Linked DNA regions of Mus musculus: region 2 is linked to region 1. Evidence: chromatin contacts called from ENCODE Hi-C or POLR2A ChIA-PET data. All regions are on one chromosome and are shown on one strand. The core of a region is the stretch at or near the end of the contact, and the rest is flanking DNA. Distances in the headings are between cores, read along the strand shown.

Region 1 (2,947 bases), core at 245-2,744:
TACTCTGATGCACAAAAACAATGGTGACTGAACTGATGGACACCGATTGCCCAGCGTACTGACAATAAAAGTGGCTCTCTCCCCACTTTAATCTCCTTAAACATGGAAGGCCCTGCTTCATGATAACTAAAGGTCTTCGGACAAGGACAGATCATCCACAGCAATCCAGTTGAGTCTCAACCTGTCCAAGGAAGATTAATTAAATTCTGCACACTAGCAGAAACTTCACTTGCAGATTAATACTAAGACATAATTTTCACTCCGGATTTTATTGAATAGTTTAGTAGTTTCATTTATAAGGAAAAAGAAAAGAACCCAATGGTTTATGAGTAACACCTCCACAGTAAAAAGAATCAGTTCACATTCACAAAGGTGTTAGGTTTCCGTTTCCTGTTTCCTAGTCTACCCACAGTGGCTAAGTACCATAAACAAGCAACTTTTCCTCCAGTCAGCCTTGAAATGGTCTCACAGGCGTCACAGGCATGGAAGGTCTCCTCAGAATTGGTGTGCTGCACTTTTTCACTTATGAATGTTTGTTATAAATGCCTTGAAGAGCAAATGGCATGTTATCTGTGCTTTCTCCTTTCTCATATTCCACCAAAAATACATTTGTTGTCCTTTGGCCTTCAGACACTTCCATTTTCTCGACTTTTGACTTCTTTCTCTGTGCCCCCCCAACAACAGAAGCCTCGCTGTAACTGATCACGTTTTCCCCCTTTTATTTCTTTTTTTTTGTTTTGTTTTACATCTTTTCAGTTATTAAATGGGAAGAAATCCAACATGCAGCTGAAGATCGCATATTTTTTTTCTAGCCTGCGTGTGTGTGTGTAAAATCACCCCGCCCTCATTTTGTATCTATTTCACCGCACTGTCGTGGCCAAGAACTTGAATTCCAAAATGGCTTGCTCCTTTCGAGCTGACATGGGCTATAAAAATGCAATTTATTCCCACTGCAACCAGCCCTTCTCCCTATTCTCTACCATTACGATTGCGAGAAGCACAGACAGCTAGTTGGGCCTGACAAGGGCTGCAAAGCACACCTTATCTGCTAAATCCAGCAGAGCCAGCAAAGCCGCCGGCACTGGTGGGGGAAGCGTTAAAGGCTGGAAGAAAACCCGAAAAACCCCAAGGCCCATGCTGCGCACACACACGGGGCCGCCTCGCGCCCTCCTGCTTCCACCGCCGGCCCCGCCCACCCCACGGGTCCCGCCCCCTCCGTCCCGCCGCGGCCACGCCCGACGTGTGGCGCGGCCCCGCCGGGCGGGGGCGGGGCCTGCGTCGCCCCTCCCCCGCCGCCGGCGGCCTCCGCGCGGGCCTCCCAGCCCCTATTCCACTCACTTTGTTCTGCGCCTTTGTCCTGGTCCGCACCAGCAGGTGGAGCCGCAGTGAAAGTTTCCCGTCCGTTCTGCGAGCGGGAGCCCATCTTGCTCGCCGCCGCGGCCCTCGCTGGAGGAGGAGGGTCAGAGCTCGGGGGCAGCCAATCGCGGGCAACGCTGCTAGTTATCAGGGCAGAATGGGCTGTAGTTTAGTGAAATAGGAAAGCTGCAAAACACCGTGGAGTGCCGCCGTGTAAATAAAAAGGAAAAAAAAGTTTCTCAAGTCGCAGCTGCACGACGTCGGGCCGCGCCGCGCCGGGGCGGGGGTCTGCGCTCTCGGAGCGGCCGCGCGCGGGACTCGGTGGTGCCGCCAGCCCCGGCCCCATTGTTTGTGTTTTCTTCAAAATATGGCAAAGGTTCAGGTGAACAATGTAGTGGTGCTGGATAACCCGTCGCCTTTCTACAACCCGTTCCAGTTCGAGATCACCTTCGAGTGCATCGAGGACCTGTCTGAAGGTGAGCGAGTGGCGCCGGGCTGTCAGTTGCGGCGGCGGACGTTAAAGTTTCCCGGCCCGGCCTCGCGCGGGGTGGGCCGCGGCCGGCGGCCGGCGGGAGGGCGGCCATGCGAGGGAAACTTGAAGTTGAGGGACGCCGGCCGCGCCGCAACTTGCGAGCAACTTGCCGGGCGGAGGGAGCCATGTTGTCAGCTTTGTCTGCGGCGGGCGGCGCTCGGCGGCCCCCGGCTCGCGCGGCGCTGGCGGGGGGTCGTGCGGCCTCGGCGGCCCCAGGGCCCCACGGCCCGGTGGGGAGCAAGCTGGGCCGGTGGGAAGCGGAGCCATCTTACCCGGCGGCACGACGCCTGCTCCGGACCGCCGGGGGCGAGCGGGCCCGCGCCTTCCCGCCCGAGCCCCGCCGAGGCTGTCCTCGCGCCGCTCTCCGGCTCCCTCCACCAACCAGCGCGGAAGGCGGGCGCTGGGCTCGGCCCCTCGGCGCCTGGCTCCCGGGGGGCGGCCGTGCTCTCCGCGGGCGCCCGGGATGCTGTGCGCCGCCTCTCCCCGGGGACAGAGACCTCTCGGAGAGAAATGGTGAGGGGCTGGGAAGTTCCATGGCACCCTAGAGCAGAAGCAGGGTGCTTAACCAATTCCAGGCACTTCTCTGGCGTTTAGAAAGTCTGAAAGACTTTCTCCAGAACGTGTGAAGAAGAAGCAATTAAAATAACTCCACGTCCAAGCAGATGGAGAAAATGCAAACGTTAGCTGGGAGATAGAAGGCAAAATCCTTTCTGAAGTACATTTTACGGTTTAAAAAATGCGAAATAGTGAGGTAATACAGAACTTAGAAAGCTAAAATATGGCTTCTTAACGCTTTTCTTAGATTTTATTAAAATCAATGCTTCATTTTCAACATTTGAAACAAAAAGTTTAACTTCATTGGTGTTAAATTTTAGTTAACTAGGAGGACATCTTGGGACTTGAAAGTATTTCGACAAAATGCCTTGTATTATCCTAATCATGACGAAAAGAATTTCTCTTTTAATTTAAAAGTTTATAATCTCTTCAATGTACTTCATGTAGAATGTTAACTTTAATTATAAAAACCATTGCAATAAACCTTTAAAAATTGTAAAAAGG
Region 2 (2,947 bases), core at 310-2,809, 33 kb after region 1:
CACACACACACACACACACACACACACAGAGATTGATTGATTGATTTTCAATTTAAATGAGCTGACAAGTACCAGAGAAGAAACCATGAACTGCCCTGGAGATTCCATACTAGCTCTAAGCACCTTAGCAAAGGTGTGGTTTATATTGGACTTATTTTATTTATGTAACATATATCATCCTCTATAAATACTATGACTAAAGAAGACTAGATATAGTTCAGTTAAAGTTCAGTTTGGCATCCCTGAGGTGGATCACACTGGCTACTGATTCTGCCCTCTCTGAACACCTGCTCAGCTGGGAGGTATAAAGTATAAAGTTGCATCACACTTAAGCCAAGAACACTGACAAGTACAGGAGGCTGGTATGAGATTAAGAGAGTATTTTTCAGAGAATCAGTCAAAGTAAGCCAACACTAAAATACTAAGCGACTTGGTTTTGGTTAGGTAATAGCATAATCAATCAGCCAAGAGTAAAAAAAGAGATTATTTGGGAAAGGGATCATAGTATTTCATGATGTGGATCTTAGCTGGGAAAAAAAAATCACAGCACTACCCTCAAGAGTGACCAAAGGAATATCTTTACGATTTTACAAATACAAAGTGAATGTAGAGCAGAAATCCGAAACAACAATTAACAACATACCCAACTCCAACAGCGCAGAAAGAGGGCGGGCAAAGAATTTTAAGTTCCTAACAGGGGCAGGTTAAATGTTTGCCTAGTTAAACCGGTAAATTACAGTGTTAAACAGACCGATATTTTTTAAACACAGCTTTCTTCTTCTTTTTTTTTTTTTCCAACATCCGTGCAATTAGACAAGTTTATCAACCTATAAACTCAGGCATCCCGTTACAAACTTAAGCCATTTACTGTCTAGGGGAGGGGGGACGATGGTTGTACAACTATCAAATTCTCTCTCCTCTTGCCTCTGGCATCCAAACAAATAAAATGGCTTTGCTTTATTTCATACTATCCACTGCAAGGTGGCGCCAAAAAGAGCAGTTTGGGGATAGAGCCTTGTCCCTCACCTAGGCTCGCGTAGCCCCGCCCCTCGGGAGCTGTGGCCACGCCCCGCGCGTCTCAATCCCGCGTTGCGCGCCATTCGCGGGTGCGCGCTCATTGCGCGCCTCCAGGCCGCCTGGCGAGCGAGAGCCTAGCGGAGGGATGCTTTGGAAAGCATTTGGAAATTCGCTTCTAATCCACAGGTGGTTGGCTGTGGCCTCCCAGCCCTGCGGGGAGTTTAGAAATTAAAGGATGCGGACGAGACCTGACGCTAACCACGGGAGGGAAACGATCCCCCGGGACCTCACGCTGCGGTGGTCACTTACGGGCTCAACACGCACTGTCTTGGTCGCCGGGACCGCGCTGCGGCCGTGGTCGCCCCAGCCCGACCCGCGCGGCGTTGGAGGGGGCGGGGCGTGCGCGCGGCCGCTCGAGGGGGCCGCCTTGCGCGGGGGCGCGCAGGCTTCTTCGCGCTGCTCTCGCTCGGCCTCTGAAGGACTTGAGCTTCCCGCGGACCCCGAGCCGCGCACTGCCTCAACTTTCCGGCCGCTGGGGCTTCTTCCGGGTGCGGACGCAGGCGGGCGCGCGCCAGGACGGACGCTGGAGTCTGCGAGCGGGAGGCGGGAGCAGGGAGAGAGGCGGGACTCGGGGAGCTGGAGGCGGGGTTTGGGCCGGACAAGACGTCTGAGGGGCGGGTCTCGGAGGCATGGGGCGGGGTTTGAGCGGGACACCGGCTTCGAGGGCGGGTTTAGGGTGAAGTGGATAATTCAGGCTGGCAGGAATTCCGCGGATTGGTGATGGGCGAACGCGGGGTGGAGACTAGGGCGGAGAGAAGGGGAACCCTGGTGACGTATTAGGGCGGGATGTGGGCGATCTGGGACTCGACTTTGGTTTGCACCTTCAGATATCTTAGAACACAAGTGATTTTGTTGTTTTTTTTTTGTTTTTGTTTTTTTTTTTTTTTTGGGTTGGCGATGTATTTAAGGAATCTGCCTACTTCCACGTCACAATATTTTCCATTTCGTGTAGTTCTCTGATCCATTTCGAGCTAAATTTTATAAGTGGTGTTACGGTTTTGTGAAGTCACTTCTACTTTAAATCCTCTGACTGCACATCTACCTATCAGCAATTTTTATTAAATCAAATCAGGCAGCTGAGGGCAAAATTGGATATAAAAAATTCATTATCTGGCCGGGCGTGGTGGTGCACGCCTTTAATCCCAGCACTTGGGAGGCAGAGGCAGGCAGATTTCTGAGTTCGAGGCCAGCCTGGTCTACAGAGTGAGTTCCAGGACAGCCAGGGCTACACAGAGAAACCCTGTCTCGAAAAAACAAAAACAAAAAAGAAATTCATTATCTTGACCCCAACTCAGCTTCAGCAAGAGAGTCATGTCAGCACGTGCTGCCACCGTTCATGTTCCCTGATCTCAAAATGTCCCTAGCTCAACTAATAAGTGTTTTTCTGAACTTCAAATTGTTCCTGAAGACTTTCTACATTAGAGCCTAAGGGTGTTACTTCCTAGGGCCAGGCCCTCTTTTTACATCAGTTAAGGATACAATGTCTCAAAGACATTCCTACTGGTCAATCTGATACAGGCAGTTCCTTAATTCAGACTCCCTTCTCAGCTAGGCATGGTGGCAAAGGCCTTTAATTCTGGCAGGTTGATCTCAGTGAGTTTAAGGCCAGCCTGATCTACAAAGTGAGTTCCAGGACAGCCAGATACATTTCAACAAAACAAAACAAACAAGCAAAAAAAAAAAAAATCTCTTTTCTGAGGTAATTCTTGGTTAAGGCAAGTTGACATTTGAAATTAAGCAGTACACCTGTATGATACATTGGTTCAATCTTAATGATTTTATGTCCCTATAAAAACTTCACACATTGGAGCACTATTAGTACATTGGACCACGGAAGGGGAGAAACTGGACCATAGCCACTCATAGTTTG

Evidence for each region. Hi-C counts contacts between places; a loop is a spot of excess contacts on that map. ChIA-PET counts read pairs that join two places held with the same protein, here RNA polymerase II (POLR2A).
Region 2: a loop to region 1 is called in a map of left cerebral cortex, with 6 times the contacts of the local background. The contact joins the promoter of Mcm9 here to the promoter of Asf1a in region 1. A Hi-C loop is called at or near these places in 11 of 37 maps with a recorded cell type or tissue (T-helper 2 cell, gastrocnemius, heart and 1 more). POLR2A ChIA-PET finds 5 or more read pairs at or near these places in 5 of 5 experiments (Patski and embryonic stem cell).

What each region holds. Positions count from the first base shown.
Region 1 is chr10:53,595,467-53,598,413 of GRCm38, forward strand. Asf1a (anti-silencing function 1A histone chaperone) reads left to right here and starts at 1,495. Exons shown (of 4, transcript NM_025541.3): 1 at 1,495-1,832. The coding sequence starts at 1,724. All of the region lies in intron 7 of Mcm9 (minichromosome maintenance 9 homologous recombination repair factor), which reads right to left.
Region 2 is chr10:53,628,398-53,631,344 of GRCm38, forward strand. Mcm9 (minichromosome maintenance 9 homologous recombination repair factor) reads right to left here and starts at 1,560. Exons shown (of 13, transcript NM_027830.3): 1 at 1,327-1,560.